Linked DNA regions of Mus musculus: regions 1 and 2 are each linked to region 3. The links are chromatin loops, found by intact Hi-C in ENCODE. Cell type or tissue: heart. All regions are shown on one strand. Each heading gives the region's core, and the rest is flanking DNA. Links, peaks and the distances in the headings are about the cores only.

Region 1 (5,557 bases), core at 558-5,557, 160 kb before region 3:
TACTACTTACCATGGGGTGGGTCCTTCATCCTCTATCAACCTAACCTAGAAACACCCTCACAGGCATACTGAGAGATTTGTTTCCATGGTGATTCTAAATCTTTTGAAGTTGACATCATGAAAAGCTAGGCCTTCCAACAAATCTCTTCATCTTTAGAATAAGCATAGATGAGGTTGTTTGTGACCACTGGAAACTAAAAGCAGTCTTCAAATGCTCACCAACTCTGAAGGCTACATCTGTGTCCCTGATCCTGCAAGGGAATGTAAGTGAGTAAGCTACACATGAAATATGGGAATCCCACATTTAGTATTTTGTAGAAGTACAGAAGCAGGAAATTCATCCTATTCCTTTTGTTCCAAGTTCAGATCAAGCACAAGTACAGGTTAACCTCAGCTTGTTCATGTGTAAAAATAGACCTAAGACTTCTTATTCCAGGAGTTTTCCTTGGGGCTTCTAAAAACATTGTTCTTTCTACCCATAATCCTTTGCCATGTCCCCTTCCCTCTGATTTCTTAACTTGGATAATACCTATTCTTCTTAGAGATACACAGGCTACTGTCTCAACACTTGCGGTGACAGTCATGTGTTAGCCATCCCACATCTCTGTCCTCTTTATGTCATGCCAGGTGTCATCCCAGTTATAAAATAGGAAGTTATGTGGACTGAATGAAAAGAAAATATTAAAGGACTATGGAAAGATACAACATACCATGGAAGTCTGGAGAAAACATCACAAAAAAATACATAAAATCCTGATTTTGAGAGATTTGGGTAAGAAATGTGTTACTGCTACACCCACATCCATTATCAGAAAAACAACATGCCTAGTCACATCTGTGAGGTTTTGCAGTATAGAAAATCAAGCCCTGACTATCCAAAATGCCCTGGGGAAGTACAGAAAACCATGGTTTGATCCATTGTTTCTTTACCTTCCTTTCCCAAGGCACAGCAGCATCTACGAGGTGAGGAATCCTATCTCAACATTGTTTCTTCTTTACACTTAGCACAATGTCTGACACACAGCAGTAAATTTTGTAAATATTGTTGACCAAATGAATACCTAATGAGATGTAAAGTGTTTGACATAGCTCCTGTGTTTCAGAACACACAAGAGGGGAAAAAAATGTGTTCTTTAATGCCAAGGGCTATATCACATGCTCTTTGGTGTCCTTAATAGTATATCAGGTGGTTAGTATATGTGCAGCAGTGTTACTTAAATGATTAGTTGAATCCATGAATTAGTGAGCATGGATCAATTTAATGCAACTCTAGGAGGTTACATACAAGGGACATCTTTTTAACAAATGGCTGAGTAGATGATGGGAGGTCAATTGATGATCCAGAGAGGCAGCTGAACCCTACCGGGAGGGGAGTGTGATGGTTGATATTGATTGACAGCTTGAGAGGATCTAGAACCACCTAGGAGATAAACCTCTGGGTTTGTTTGTGAAGGAGTTTCTAGATACGGCGTTCTAGATGCTTGAAGACCTATGGGCTGGGGTCCTGAACTGAATAAAAAAGAGAAAGCAAATTAAGCTGCAGCAGTCAACATTCTGGTTTGTGGCCGCAGAAATGTGTAACCAGCTACCTGGCACTCCTGCCCAAATTCACTTCCTGTCATGATGCACTGCATCCTCAAATTATGAGCTAGGATCAACCCAATCTTCCTTTAGTTGTTTTCAAAGGTTATTTTGTTTTAGCAAAGAAAAAGGCGACTAATGCAAGGAGCATTAAAACATGTGATGGACATTGATGATTTGGGCATGGGTTGCCTACCACCCATTTTTTCATTGAAATTTATTTATATACACGTCAAAAACAAATGCTTCTTTCTTCTCCTCATTCACTTCTCCACATTGATACCTCTTTCTTTTCATCCAGCAGCTTGATCATGTGGAGATACCCAAAACCCCCATGTGATTCTCATCTTAAAGCACTATATAAATCTACAACCTTCTATATAGAGAGCCCTACTTATGAAAGCTCAAAATCTCTCATCTCTTTGGCTATTTCTGATTACTCAAGATGTCAACCCAGCTTCTGAATTCTGATAAACAGCACTGATTAGTCTACCAAGATTTTTCATTCAAATGAAATTATCGGGCTCTATAAAATTATAATAGCTCTTTGGCCCGGCCCTGTGGCTTCAGGTATAGTGTTAAGAAAGATTCAAAAATGGGTTTGATTCAATAAGTCAGCAACTGTACAAAGCCTGATCAGTGTCCACAAAGATGCACAGTTCCATCATTGACACAGAATGACAGCCCTTTGTTAGGGAACACTTGTCATGAATCAGCTAAATGAATCTAGCTAAATGAGAATTTGAAAACACCCAGATGGCTATATTTATTGGTACAAAGATGGAAATTCTGAAGCGTGGTAATGTTCTCCTCTCCAAAGTAGAGTAATTTTAGAATTACTCTTAATATGCAACTTTAAATCATGCGAATTAGAACAATGAGCCACAGCATCAGAAATCCTGGTTCACTGCAGATAAATACCAGGAGGTGGCAGCATCTCCTTCGCCGTGTGATTCTGAACTTTGAGGCCATCAGCATCTGAAAGTTAACAATCTCACATAGCAGAGCAGCTGCCCAATTTGTTGGCTATTGTAATCTTTCTTTTATGATACACTCTTTCTCTTTTAAAAGAGATCCATTTAGCCAATATAGCCTTTAAATATGTGCACAATACTAATGATCTGTAAGCGGTGTGCCAACTCCCCCACGCCCTCCTATTTCCTTTCTGTTGGCTTTTATATGAGCAAGCCTTTGCATGTCTAATTGTATGGAGACAATTAGCTGACTATAAAATGCTGCCCCTCCCCCCAGTAACTTGCATGCGCAACTACTTACATAAGAATTCACTCACATATACTGAAGTCCTGCAGTAAAATAACAGGACCGAGGATTTATCTGAAACATCCCACATCCTGGTCCCTAAACACAACACCACATAACCATGTTACACTGTCAGATGATTTCATTTTGCTTTCTACCTGTTTTTTATATAAAGATGAAATGGCTGAAGTTACTACTGTCTTTCTGGTAGCATTATTATCAGACATAAATCCAGCAGTGAATGAAGTCAATATTAACTGAGTCTCAAATGAGGGGGCAGCAAATACATGCTAGGCACTGCTAATCATAGGTGGTAATGCCTCAAGGAGGGTCCAGTCTCAGGCTGTGCTCCTCAGTATAGGAATCACAAGCCTTCTAAGCTTTGGGAGTTGACAATTAGCATTAAAGTAAAATTTAAAAAAATCCATTCCTTGGGTACAATGGCCACACTTCAAGTGTTCAATCACAACCAAATGTCTCTAGTGGTAGCCGTATTAGAAACACAGATGTAGGAACTTCTACCATGACTGAGTTCTATTGAACAAGGTTGATCAGAAGGACCATCCAATTCATGGGAGTCAGTGATTAGTTTAGAATGTACTGTTAGACTGATATATGCAGGGGAGCGAGCGGGTAGGCTAGGGAGATGTCTCATTGGATAAAGTGCTTGCTTATACAAGTGTGAGGATCTGAGTTCAGATCCCCAGAACCTATGTAAAAGGCGAGCAGTACAGCAACTGTCTTTAATCCCAGACTTGGAAGCCAAAGACAGAAGATCCCTGGGACAAGGTGGCTAGCCAAACTAACCGGAATTGATAGATAAAGGCTCGTTAAGAGACCCTGTCTTGATTAATAAAGGGAGGACTGATTAAAGACAATACTCAGTGTCAAACCTAGGGCTCACCCACAGACATGCTCCTACATACATGCCAAAATGCATATATATACCCTATAAGCACATTCCACACACATGAAAACAAAACAAAACATAGGTAACATAAGAAGAGTGACAAACTCTTTGCAACAGCATTGAAGAAAATAATATACATATAGATAGATGAATATATGTGTGTGTATATATATATATATATATGTGTGTGTATGTATATATATGTATGTATATATATATATATATATATATATATATATATATATCTTCAATTAAGGAAGTTTTGAAGTTCCCCAGTATCCTGAAGCAAAGGTAAAGTCTGTGGAAAGATGCATCATCGACATGATTGAGAAAGACGAAAGGCCACAAGACGGTCAATGCCTGTGAGCTTCTCTGTATTATGGAAAGATAAAAACTGAGTGGCAAGAGAGTTTGTCAGGAAAAGAACAGGGGACTGTGAGGCAGCATCACTATGTCACTGTTTTGAGCACTGAATGTGTTAGCTCTTCTTATTCAAACAGAATGAAGGAATTAATAGTGGCCCCTTTATTCTGGGCACAGAAACAAGGAGCAGAGCGACTCACTCTTTCCACAACAGTGTCTGAGTGGAAAATGAAACCTAGTTTTCTTCGGTCTTGCTCAGAACCTCCCAGAACAAGACTGCTTTCCCTGACACATACCACACAGGACTAACAGGAGACAGCCCACTGGCCGTGTCACCAATAACATAGCTGGCCCTGTCACACCCTTATCTATCCCACTCCCTACTGAGGCGTTCCTCCCAAATGAGGGGGCAGCAAATGCTTTCTGCCAAAGTTAAAGCATATTCAAGCCGGCTTTGAACCCGCCTCCAACTTTCTGTGGTTACAGTTCATCGTCTGCTGGCAAAATGGGACTTCCTGGTTCTAAGATTAAAAAGACTTGGGAAGAAAAGGGAGAAAAGTGAACGACTTACATGACATCAATTGACTCTTGCAAAACAAAACCCTGGTGGGCAGAGCATCCCAATTATCCCAATTACATTTCTGAGAAGTGTACACACTTCCAAAGGTTTCAATAGAACAGGCTTAGAGGGAATATGTTTGGGGTCTCAAGACCTTTAAAAAGAGTTAGAGGCCAAACACAGCACATAGTGAGGACTATAAAGATTTTTTTTTTGGTAAGGATGAGAACGTCAGGCAAGAAGCGCTGTTGTAATCCCGTGTTCCAAGAATTGCTGGTCTTTCATAAGAGCGGAGGTAGGGATAGTGGGGGAGGGTGCAGGCTGAGCTCATCTTGTGGTTTTATTTAAACTGGAGTAGAGAGAATCAGCTTTGCTTTTTATTTCCATACAAATGCTCAAGGGGCCAGAATCCTCTCACATTCCTAACTCAGATCATTTTAGCAGTAATCGTTCTGAAATAAAAAATGCACCAAAGATGCAAGTTACTTCCTGGTAAAGAGTTACCAAGAGAGACCAAAGGAGCACATAGCAGGCTCCAACAACCTAGGGTTCAGAGCCTCCTTTTCCTCCCAGATGGCCAATTATTATTCATGTGACAACACCTCATACAATTTGATAGAGGAGAGCCCCAGTCAGGCCAAATGCTCACCTGCTTGGGACTCCATCTTTCTTTGTCATCTTGATTAGAAACTTGGGGGAAGGGAGTTGGCCTCTAGGGCACAGGGCAAATTTTCTTTAATAATGGCTAAAAGAAAAGGAGGGTGTAGCTGGGCATCCTGCCACGTGCTGCTGTGACTTAGCTTGGCACCTTGGTCATGTTGCCTGACAAATTTTAAGCTCCATTTCCTCATTAGTAAAACTGGGAAATCCCATAATATTTCCCA
Region 2 (5,557 bases), core at 558-5,557, 110 kb after region 3:
AATGTGATCAGTACACTTGTGAAAAGTATTCAGCTTCATTAATAAAAAAAAAAGTGCAGAACAAATGATGTTGACAGAGATGTAGCTGTCTGATAATAGGACCAATGATGAGTGTATCAGCACATGCAAGCTTACATCAGCCCATGCCTGCTTGTAAACCATTGGTGGGAATTTAAATCAGAGTGGCTTTTGGCAATACCTCAGAAACTAACATGCACATCCTGTTTGGGTTGCGAATTCCATACTCTTCATTGTGCATATTATCATGGAAGGGTAGATGAGATGTGTGTGTGTGTCTCCTTCCCTCTCCCTCCTTCTCCCTTTCTCTCTCTCTCTCTCTCACACACACACATACACACACACTCACACATAGGCTTGCTGGTAGTATTATACAGTGAAATAAAACACAGCTATGACAATATAGCTCTTTGCTGAGAAACAAGCAGAATGTTAAATGAATGCTAACTTGGGGCTGGAAAGATGGATCAGCAGTTGGGAGTACTTGTCGCTCTTACTGAGGGCCAGAGTTCAGTCTCCAACCCAGATGTAGAAGCTCCTAACTACAGTTCCAGGAGATCTGGCACCTCCTTCTGTCCTTTGTGGTCACTGTATGTACGTGGTACACTTACACACATGCAGGTGAGTCACATACATATAAAATAAAAATATATCTATAAAGTAATAATGATAATAATAATAGTATTATAATAATAATAATAATAATAATAATAATAATAATAATAATAGCCGACATGACAACCCATGAAGTGGGAAGCTCCGATCTAGAGAATGAGGTAGATCTGCAAGTCCCCAGCGGGATGAGCTCTGCAGCAAGGGTTTGTAAGTTGTCTCATCCAGCGCTGTCTGGGTGCTAGTACTTGCCCTGGTTCAGAAGCACGCAGTCACCCTTCACAGTGTTGTCGAGAGAACTCTTGTTTTAAGGCTGTGCATAGGCCTGGGCTGATGCTATTTAAAGAAAGTTATTTCCTCGTGCATGATGGCCATTAAGAAAGCAAACATGTTTGACGTCTACGTGAAAGTGCTGTAACATAAGATAACCACACGTAACCGGATCTGCTCTGGACGAGGCAGTTTGTGCAGAGTGATGCTTCTGAGATGGAAAATAAGGAGTTGCCCATCTGTGGCTGCAAGCTTTTTTCCAGTGGATACTGTGATCTGGCTGACTCCTGAGCTCTGCCTCTCAGTGGGAATTCATCTGTTAAAAATCTCAGATAGAGTCTCGGAGTGCAGCCTTGTCTGAGAGATCATTTCCTTTTTACCAGTGCGGGGTTTGGCATCTGCACGTTTCTGCTCTAGGGCTCACGTGTGTGCATGCATGCCAGTGGAAGTCAGAGCACATGGGTGCTGTCCTTCAGGAAGCCTCTACCTTGTGTTTGAAGTCGTCGTCGTCACTCACTAGGATCTGAAACTCACTGACTCGGCTGCTGCACCCCAGGGATCTGCCCGTCTCTGCCTCCCCAGCACTGAACATACAAGCGCACCCATTACACATTACCGGCGAACCGCTGCCACCCCAGCCCCTTCACTGCAGCTTTTCGAGTAATAGAAGAAGTACACTTCTCTCTGGCTGTTGGCCCCGGGTTGATTTGTGGTGGAAAGAAGATTCTTTCAGTTATGGGTCAGAAGAGGAAACTCGGGCTTTGCATCCTGGTATTCCTTGGGTGGTAGACTTCTGAGATCTGGACATAATTCTTTAAGGGACAACACTTGAGGGACCTGTTGCTTTGCCGTCAGGTTGGCTGTAGACATGGCCTCCTCCCTGTATAATATAGCTCACCTTGTTTCCTTATCTGTTTTCCTGGCCCTTGTAGTCTAAAATGTACATAAACCACCCCAGCTCTTTCCCAACCCGCCCTCCATGGCCAGGCTTATGCCGCCAACTTTTTAAAGCCCAAATCTTGAAAAGAAAATGTCCCCATTACATCACACATATACATATTAGACACACGTCAAGCTTCTATTTCCTATTTGGACCGTGAGCCCCTAGCCTGCACCATGAAAGAGAGTAGTTGTGGCTCATCCTCCCAAACCTTCATAGCATCCCAACTGAAACTAAGCAGAACCAACAGATCCCCAGACCTCCTACTCGGGACACCCAGCTCTTCAATCTTAAAAAAAGAAAGAAAGAGCACCTCCCTTTTGTCATGATCAAAGGAACCTTCTCTAATCCTGAAGGTGACTTTAAGCACCCTTTGTTTGCCTGGCTTATCCCACCCAAAGATGACTGCAGGACTAATCACCCTTTTCAAATGCACTGTCCTGAAACCGAGATGAAGTGCCCCAAATGGCTCTCTCTCTAGTGTTTTCCCGTGACGGTCTGGCCATTAAACATCCTCATGGCCTATGAAAGAACATACTAACTAGAAGGTCACAGAAGGCACAAGGATAGAAACAAATGGGATTCTTCTCAACAGCCTGTCATTTCTTATCGTTCTCTGTCTCATCACCATCCGTATCGATCCCCTTCCTCACCTGTGGTCCACACTAGTTTACTGGGGTTGATGCCGTCAGAAAGACGGACAGCTCCTCCAGAACTACACAAGCTTCCGGTTAAGCCATAGCTCAGGCGGGACATGCATGGTGCAAAGCTAAACGGAGAAGCAGCAGAGGCAGTGATGGGCATGTGATCGTTCACAAGTTTGCTTCCCTGGTTAAACAACTTCTCAACTGGCCAGAGTCCAGCATGTTAATCCTTAACCTAGGCGGAGCAGCTGCCGCCTGCTCCGAGCTGGCTTATCATTACCTCTCAGGACCACCTTTTATGGCTCTGACGAGCTCCTAAGCGGTGTCTTATCACCACCAAGCCTAATCGTCATTAATGGGGCAGTGCACCGGTACTTCTGAGTCGCTCCAGAGTTAAGCAGTTTATGGCCAATTGAGGAATTTTTAATTGCCGCTTTTGGGGGGCAGGGAGGGCAGGAAAAGAGAGGAGACAGCTCACTGGAGGCCATTTTAGGGTTGTGTTTAGAGGCTTACTGTCTTGTGGTCCTCTTTCATGTTTTCCCTGCCTTTGAAAAGTGGTTAAGGTTGAAGCAAGGCACCCTACAGGTAGGCTGGGTGGGTCGGTGCTCTTCTGGCTCCTGGGTGCCTAGATACTGTCCTGGGTGCTTTTTAGAGATAACTTTCTAGAGCCCTAGCTTTTCTACCACCCCTACCTACAAGTGTTCTTTCCCTTTTCTTTCTTCATACTGAGCACACAGAGGGGTCTGTTGTAGATGCCATCAATGTGCAAGACATTCTACATATCTAGTTATCACTGTATTTGTTAAACTACATGAATACCCCCCACGTCCATAGGAAGATAGACAATTTGGAGACTACTAGGTCACAGGGGCTTTTCAACGTTGAATTTTTAGCATAGAGATGGAGAGTACTTTCATTTTAGGGTTTAAAACAATTTTGAAAACGTTGTCAAGGGTTCAATGTGCTTTAAAATGTGTTTAAATACAGGGCATGTTGGCTCTGAGGCCATTAGTATAACTCTACCTTTTGCCTTTAATATGGCTCTAGCCTGTAGCTGAGGTTTGATAATCAATGACAGTAAAGCTTCGCTAAGCCTCCAAGAGACTGTTCCCACCTCTCATTTACTATAATAGGAAAGTTAGGACAACTTGAGTTGTCTATATATTTCAACTCTATTTTTCCCCCTGCTCAAAAACAAGTAGAGATCGATTTGAGCTTTATAGATGCAGAGAGTTGTGTATCCCTGAAGGAAAGCTACCCTGAAATCCCCTTATGACACGATTAAATGACTGCCTTTGGGTTTTATGTCCCCAGGATATTGTCCACCCAAATACATGCAATGGTAAAAGAATGTGGACCACTCATAGCGTGTATGCTTGAGCCTTCTGCACAAGGGTTTAGGAAACTGGCTGCAAAGTGTTTTATTGAAGCAAGACAAATATTTATGAACAATTCCGAATCATCTGTTTTGAAATGTAAAGTGTGTTCGGAGTGGGGGTGGAGGCCCAGGTGTTTCCTGTCTGAACTTGGACGGGGTCTCTGCTTCCAGAGGTTTGTGGGACTGTGCCTTCTCCCAAGAAACCCAGAGTCCTCCAGCTTCCCCGTTAATGCCTGCACAGTGGAGCATGCTCCTTCCAGTGGAGGGGGAGTTAACACATAGATGGGAAGGCTTCTCGAGAGCTGGGGAAATGGCTCAGTCAATGTGCTAGCCATGCAGGGCGAGGACAGGAGTTCCATCCCTAGCAGTACAGGTATGGTGGGGGCAAACTTTTAACCCCATCCCTAGGAAGGCAAAACTCAGTGGATCCCTAGGGCTCCCTGGCCAGCCTGCCTAGCTGAATTAGCTGGCTCAGGGCACTGAGAGTTCTGATCTAGGAAAACAGAACAAAACAAGGTGGATGGCTCCTGAGGAGAGTGCCCCCCCCCCAGGGTTGACCTCTGACCTCCACATGCACATGCCCTCCCTGTGCCCTGCATGCAAGAACATGCACACAGTGCACATGCTCCAAGCTTTTCTTAGCCATGCTGTTAAATTTGTTCCTTAATTTGAAGGAAAAAGAAAAAAGTAAAAAACAGGAAAACTGTGAGCAGCAGCTGAGTGTGAACTTCTTCTGCGAGGCCATAAGCTCCGGTCTTGAACAGAAACCTGTTAACCAGGGTTTCCAACCTGGCCTCCCTGACTTCTGCCTTGTTATGTCCCTGGTTCCTGTGAAATGGAAATATTATGTATTCACCCAGATGTTTGGAAGCCATCCATGTCAATATGGGCCGTTGTGATTTAACTGTCAGCCCCACAAGGCCCTGCTCCCGAAGGAAGGCTCCTTTTAAACTGAGCACAATGAGGTATCTGTTTTACATGCGCCCAGCAAGCTTTGGTTCAAATACATGGATTTCTTTTCCGTTGGCCAGCAAGCTGGGGTGTTGTTGTTGTTGTTATTGCTTTTTGTTTTTGTTTTTTGGGTTTTTTTTTGTTTGTTTTTTTGTTTTTTCCAGCATGCTCTGTTTTGTCTGCTGGTGCTGTGGATGGAACTTCACTGCAGTAAGAAACAGGACCGTTGTTTTTTGTTTCCATTCCATGAGCTGCCCAGGGACCAGCTGCCCCAGGGATGTGGTTTCAGGGGCCTTGCTGCTGTGAAACAGGAACTATGAGGAAATATGTCCCAAGCGCACAGGAAACAGCGTGAGTGCAGCAGGATTTGCCCACCTGCAGCCGAGCTTGGTCCTCTGGCTAAGAAATGGGGCCAGGGACTGACTACCAGGCCTCACTGGTCTCCAGTATTCTTATACAGACAGGACTGTGTGGGCAGGGCAGCCCTGCTTCCTGCTTGGGCCCTTTTTATTTTTATTTTTGCATTGACTGAAGTTTCTCCAGTGGCTTCATTCTCCGGAATGGGCAGAGTCTAGGGCACACAAGGCTAAGGGCTTGTTTATTTGTTCTTTTTATTGGGAGAAAAGGATGGTTTTTAATAGAGAAAAGCAAATGGAAGAAACTCAAGTCACGGGGCTTGCTTAGCATCCCTGGTAACCTTTGTGCTGCACCATCTTTAGTGACTTGTTTTTCTCCCTCCATCTT
Region 3 (6,075 bases), core at 1,076-6,075:
ATGAAGGGTCAAACCTGGTTCGTACTGGGATGGGGAAAGGCACAGAATACGGTAATAAAAAGGTGATGGCAGAGATAGTGAAGGCTACAAAGATTTTTGAAGTCACCAATCTCTCTGTTCAGAACCACCCATATTTCAACCCCTAGACACTGTGGCCACAGTTGAGGGAATATGTAATCCAGGTCAGAAAAAAATCAGTGTCTTTTCTCCAGAGGCTTGGCTTGTCCAGAACTCATCTTCCTGAAGTTTTACTGCATGTTTGATAGCAGCGTGAAGCTTCTAGTTTTCAGTGTTGCCTTCCCTTCTCACTGTGTTGCCTGGACCAGGTAGGTGATTCTTCAGCCAGCTGCTGTCAGAGCCTGGCTTTAGAACGAAGAGAAGATTGCCCGCCAAACACTGCAATGGTTCTTAATCTGGGGCAGCTTCTCCTCAAGAGACATTGGCAGTGACCTGGATGTCATATGTGGTGGGCGAGAGTGGTGGTCCTTTGTCACTGCATTTATGAGCATCTCCAAGAGATGTTGCTAACCATCCCAGAATACAGAAGGCAACCCCACAACAAAGGGTGGTCTGCAGGAGTGTGTCACTAGTGAGAAACAAATCAAAAGAAGAAGAAAAGAAAAGAAAAACTGATAATGCCCTGATTTCCACTTTTTCTTAATAGCTTTGTCTCTTGGTTCTCCTGTCCAATCCAGTGATAGAACAGCATGCATGTCCCTCCCCTCACCCTCACATTCCGGTAGGTTTATCTGGCTTGGTTTTTGCTGATTTCCAAGAATTTTAATACTAAAGTTAACTAATGGGGAGAGGCTTTCTGAAGATTTTGCCTTTGCCTGAAGGAGCAAACTGACAATAGGGGACAGTGTCTCTATAGTTTCAGCTCTGCCTCTTTCTTTACAGCCGGCCTTCATCCCCCAATCTGTCATCAGGGGCCACAGATGGGTGGAGAGACAGCTCTGAGCTGAAGTTTACATCTCAGGTAAGTGCTAATTTCCCATTTATGGTGTATTATGGAGTTTTCCCCGTGTTCCTCAAAACCAGTTTGGTTTGAAGATTATCACCTTGTTGACACTAGCTTGTCTATGAAACTGACAAGCCCACACACCTTGGTTGAAAGAAGCTGCCTCTTACCCACGGAGGGCTTAACAAATGCACCAGTGGAAGATTTTTCCCTGCTGGAGCTTATCTGAACAAAGGTCATGAATATTTCACATCACTTGGAATCCTCTAAAGAGAAATGCATTCATTGATTAAAGGCAATGAAACAAAAGTATCACGACTAGACACCAAATGCCACCCGTCAAGATTAAAGAACACCGTTGGGGGACCTCAACCATGCACTGAACAATCTGGTAGGCAACAGTTAGCAACAGTTTTGCAGTGGTCACTTCAGAACACTAATCCTTATGGACATCAAGGCAATTCTTTCCCTCCAATGAAGCAGTTCAATAGTGAAGGTCATGGGTCTTTAGCAGCCCTCTAAAGGACAGAAGTAAAAGTAATTAGACAAAATGAATGCTGTAATCCCATTTTCTTGGGTCCATACCAGACACAAAAATTCTTAGCTCTCCATTTCCAGATTCTCTAGAGAATCTGGCAGCAGATTCCGAATGAGAATTCCAGAACTTGACATTACTCTCACCAGTGTTTCTTAGGAATGTCTACAGCCTTGGGAGGTAGTAAAACAAAAACAAAAACTACCAAAGGCATGGGTAATGTTATGAACTTTCTACTTAGACTGGTATCCCACATTATGAACTTTCCACTTAGCCTGGTATCCCCCAAGTGGTGTTTCCACCCAGTGCCAGGCTTGCTACTGGGCTTGAAAAGCTTCTCTGGAGTAGAAGAGAAAGGTCCAGACGGCAAGGGTTTTTCCATCAAGCTAAAATCCAGGCTGTGTAGAGACCAGCAGCTTCTCCGTGGCTGGTAGGCTCTTTTAGCGCGGATACACACTCAAGCTCCTGGTGAACCATTGGTTCACAATCTGAAAGGACCCAAAATTCTCAAATAGCCTGTCTTTGATTCAGTTCAAAGAGCGATTCTTTGAACTGCTCCAGTGGGAAAATGGAGATAAAACAATAAGCATATAAATAAATAAATAAATAAATAAATAAATTAATTTAAGGAAAACAAAACAACAACAAAAACAAGCTGAAGGGATGTTGTTGGCAAGTTGGCTGGGGTAGGCGTTGCTACAGGGACTTGAAGTTTTAAACTCCTCCATCTCTTAAACCACCAGAGTCAAGGCTCCAGTAACGGGGCGGGGGTTGGGGGGGGGGTGGGGGCAATAGTTTTCAAGTGGAGCTAAAGTATGCTCTCGCAACATTGTAGCGCTGTTTTTTTTTTTTTTTGTTTGTTTGTTTTGTTTTTTGTTTTTTTTGTTTGTTTGTTTTGTTTTTTGTTTTTTGTTTTTTTTTTTTTAAGGGACCAGTTTAGAAACTGAGCAAAATGCTTGAGGTACTGTAGTGCCCTCTTTATAGAGGTGTAAGAATGGGATCCAGCCAACCACTCTGGCCTGTCCCATCCAGACAGCTGGAGGGGAGATCTGATTCCTGCAAATTCGCCTTCTGGTCCTGGAAACCTCTAGCTGCTAAACACTGCAGTTTGCAGATCTTCTGGTTGGGACCAAAGTTTCAGCCTGAGCGTCCAGCAGCCGCTGTAACTTTCCCCCGAGTGAAATAAATAAATAACGACCGTAAATACAGAGATAGCAGGGCCTTAGATATTTTTCACTCTAAAAGGCAGACACAGGAGAAAGAAGGAGGTGGGGAATGAAAAGTCCTGATGTGGCAGGAAACTTCTGTGGGCGAGAGCCACAGACGCAGCTCCAAACCGAGGGAGATGCTCTCTGCTGGCGTATTTTGTCTCTTAGAGAATCCTCCAAGAAAGCGGAGAGGAGACCCTAAGAGGGGGCCCATCTCCGGTCTCTGGCAGGTCTCCTTGCTTTGTGGTCAAACTCAGCCTCTTGTGCCTCGAGGCCCCCTCCCTATGGCCAAAAGAGGGTCGTGAGGCCCCAGAGGCAGGATGTTAGTGCGCTTGCGCTCGAGCCAATACGGCCGGAGGAGTCCTGTTCCTCGGGCATTTTCCGAGGAAGTCTGGAGCAATTAGGCTCAGTCCTGGGAGAGCGAGCTAGAGAGCGGGCGGCGTAGCCGGCGTGTCTGGGCCGCCTCGCAGGGAGGGAGGGAGGGGGCGGCCGGTCGCCCGGCGGCGACACCGGGCCCCGGCCGCCACCATGGGTTTCGAGTTGGATCGCTTCGACGGCGACGTGGACCCTGATCTGAAGTGCGCCTTGTGCCACAAGGTCCTGGAGGACCCGCTGACCACCCCGTGCGGCCACGTATTCTGCGCCGGCTGCGTGCTGCCCTGGGTAGTGCAGGAGGGCAGCTGCCCCGCGCGTTGTCGCGGTCGCCTATCGGCCAAGGAGCTCAACCACGTCCTGCCCCTCAAGCGTCTCATCCTCAAGTTGGACATCAAGTGCGCGCACGCGGCGCGGGGCTGCGGCCGGGTGGTCAAGTTGCAGGACTTGCCCGAGCACCTGGAGCGCTGCGACTTCGCGCCCGCGCGCTGCCGCCACGCGGGCTGCGGCCAGCTGCTGCTGCGACGCGACGTGGAGGCCCACATGCGCGACGCGTGCGACGCGCGGCCCGTGGGTCGCTGCCAGGAGGGCTGCGGGCTGCCGCTGACGCACGGCGAGCAGCGGGCGGGCGGCCACTGCTGCGCGCGGGCTCTGCGGGCGCACAACGGAGCGCTGCAGGCCCGCCTGGGCGCGCTGCACAAGGCGCTCAAGAAGGAGGCGCTGCGGGCCGGCAAGCGCGAGAAGTCGCTGGTGGCGCAGCTGGCCGCCGCGCAGCTCGAACTGCAGATGACCGCGCTGCGCTACCAGAAGAAGTTCACCGAGTACAGCGCGCGCCTCGACTCGCTCAGCCGCTGCGTGGCCGCGCCGCCAGGCGGCAAGGTAAGCAATCTCTCTTCTCTCTCCATCTCTGCCTCTCTCTCTCCCTCTCTCTCCCTTCCTCTCTCCACCCTCTTTAGCTGACCCAGAGTCCCACCCAGGTCCGTTGAATATAGGATGCCAGGGTCTTCCTGGGTGCATCTCCGGCCTCCTCTTGTTAGCAGCGCTTGCCAGCTGTATCACTCCGTGCGGGTTACTTAACTAATTCCAACTGAGAAACTGTGGTCCCAAAAGGCAGGACATATAGGGTGAATTGAAGCTACGGCAGTTTTGGGGGGCCAGAGTGTGTCTGCGAACACTAAAAGGAACTTACAACCAAGTGTAGGGTAGGAACAGAGAGCATGACTCCAGAGTCAGGGAGGTGTTGAGAGGCTTTGGCCTGCACACCAGCCTGAGACCCAGGAAGCTGCTCATCTTGGCTTAAGATCAGAGCCATGGTCTGTGTGGATGTGACACTCCATTGGGCGACCTGGAGTGTATCTGCTGCGATGCAAAGGGGGAAAGGTGGCAGCAGAGCCCTTATGGTGCAGCTTGAAAGGGATGCCAGGAGAGAGGCCCCGGTGTAAAGGCTGGATTCAAACATGCACTTTCCTGCCAACTCACTGGCTGCTGACCTTGAGCAAGTAGCTCAATCCCTCTCTAAAGTTGGAAACTATGGTTCCTAACAATTTAGAGCAGGAAAACACAGCCAGGCCCCATAGGAGAACTCATTTGGGCAGTCGAGAAAGAACCCAACGACCCACTTGCTCCAGTAACCGGAAAGTAATATTTAAGTGATAGCCTCCTTGAATTAAAACATCTCCACCTTTGGGTAACCAGCGGAGTGGCTTGTGGGTTAGGCTCCACAGGTGCCTCGGTTTACCTCGAGCCCGTCAGATGATGTTGTTTCCATCAAGGTGAGGCTGTAGAAAAACGGTCTGGCACAGTGCCAGGCTCAGAGTACCTGCAATTACCTTAAACCACTCCTGTACCATTCCCCTGCCCTTGCTGATCGGGAATTATGTCAGCCTCCCCTCCTGAGGTTCACCAGCTTCAGCGCTTCTCAGTCATTTCTCTCTCCCCTCTCCCCTCTCCCCTCTCCCCTCTCCCCTCTCCCCTCTCCCCCTCCCCCCTCCCCTCTCCCCCTCCCCATCTCCCCCTCCCCCTCTCTCCCTCTCTCCACTCCCTCTATCCCCCTCCCCTCTCCTCCCCTCCCTGTCTCTTTCTCCCCCCCCCCTCTTCCCCTTCCCTCCCCCCTCTCATAAAAAATATAGGTACAATGCTTACCATTTTGTACGTGGAGAAACTGTGGTTCCTGGAGGGACAATCGTCTGCTTAGGTCAGGGTTTTAAAGGTTCAGAGGTGGGTTTTGACCATACTTGTCTCTCTAGCATAGTGGTTTTCAACCTGTGGGTTGGGGTCTCGTATTAGATACCCAGCCCATCAGATATTTACAATTTGTAATGGTAACAAAATTATAGTTATGAAGTAGCAATAAAGTAATTTTATTTTATAGCCCAGAAACAGTTTCAACATAAGGAACTATATTAAAGGGTCACAGCATTAGGCCCTGCTCTTAACCACAATTATGCCCTGTCTCAGTTTAACCACTGGGACCTGTTATTCTCTATTTATTAAGGGCCACCAAGAGTGGTGTATGTGTGTGTGTGTGGGGGGGGGGGGTACTTTCCACTTCATCTAAATCTTATAGATGAGGGACCTGACCTGCCCAAATCCCAACAGTGGAACTCATGAGAAAAGCGTGGATTTAGGTTCTGCCTCCCGGAGAAGATAGGCTTTTACTAGACTTTGGCTCTATCTAGGCGTGGGCTGACATTTGGGGGCTTGGGAAGGCTTTGTTACTGGGAGTCTCTGTTGTCGGATACTCTGTAGCACATGTGTACTCCTCCTGGCTTCAACTTGCACCATGCCAGTCGACTTTATTCCAAATTCCAACAGTTCAAAATGTCTCCAGATATTGTCAAGTGTCCTCCAGGGAACTGCATTCCCTCACTCGAAAACCACTGGTTTGCCTGCAGGCAAGCGTGCCACATTTTCAACAGCTGGGTGCTTCTGCTGCCTGGCAAGGGGTGTGGACCCTGCTGCTGCCACTCTGGCTGCTGCTCCAGGTGGCCTGGCAGAGA

Evidence for each region. Hi-C counts contacts between places; a loop is a spot of excess contacts. Peaks named below come from ENCODE experiments on the same cell type or tissue, not always from the same donor. Only the 100,000 strongest peaks of a DNase experiment are listed, where the experiment ranks them.
Region 1: a loop joins it to region 3, with 7 times the contacts of the local background. A loop is called at or near these places in 15 of 42 quality-filtered maps.
Region 2: it touches region 3 in a loop (5-fold over the local background); 16 of 42 quality-filtered maps call a loop at or near these places.

What each region holds. Positions count from the first base shown.
Region 1 is chr6:101,531,535-101,537,091 of GRCm38, reverse strand. All of the region lies in intron 1 of Gm34335 (a long non-coding RNA gene), which reads right to left. Among named protein-coding and RNA genes, the nearest start is that of Gm34335, 15 kb to the right of the region's middle. In heart, for the core only: a CTCF peak has its summit at 2,496 (motif pointing right); a DNase peak (open chromatin) is centred at 4,521; H3K4me3 peaks cover 309 bases; H3K27ac peaks cover 284 bases.
Region 2 is chr6:101,269,113-101,274,669 of GRCm38, reverse strand. The region is part of intron 3 of Pdzrn3 (PDZ domain containing RING finger 3); the gene reads left to right. Gm33934 (predicted gene, 33934) reads right to left here and starts at 2,734. Exons shown (of 2, transcript NR_166918.1): 1 at 2,494-2,734. In heart, for the core only: no CTCF peak of the experiment used is centred there; no DNase peak of the experiment used is centred there; H3K4me3 peaks cover 647 bases; H3K27ac peaks cover 3,539 bases.
Region 3 is chr6:101,375,046-101,381,120 of GRCm38, reverse strand. Pdzrn3 (PDZ domain containing RING finger 3) reads left to right here and starts at 3,224. Exons shown (of 10, transcript NM_018884.2): 1 at 3,224-3,955. The coding sequence starts at 3,233. In heart, for the core only: a CTCF peak has its summit at 3,909; DNase peaks (open chromatin) are centred at 3,110, 3,840 and 4,410; H3K4me3 peaks cover 3,869 bases; H3K27ac peaks cover 3,546 bases.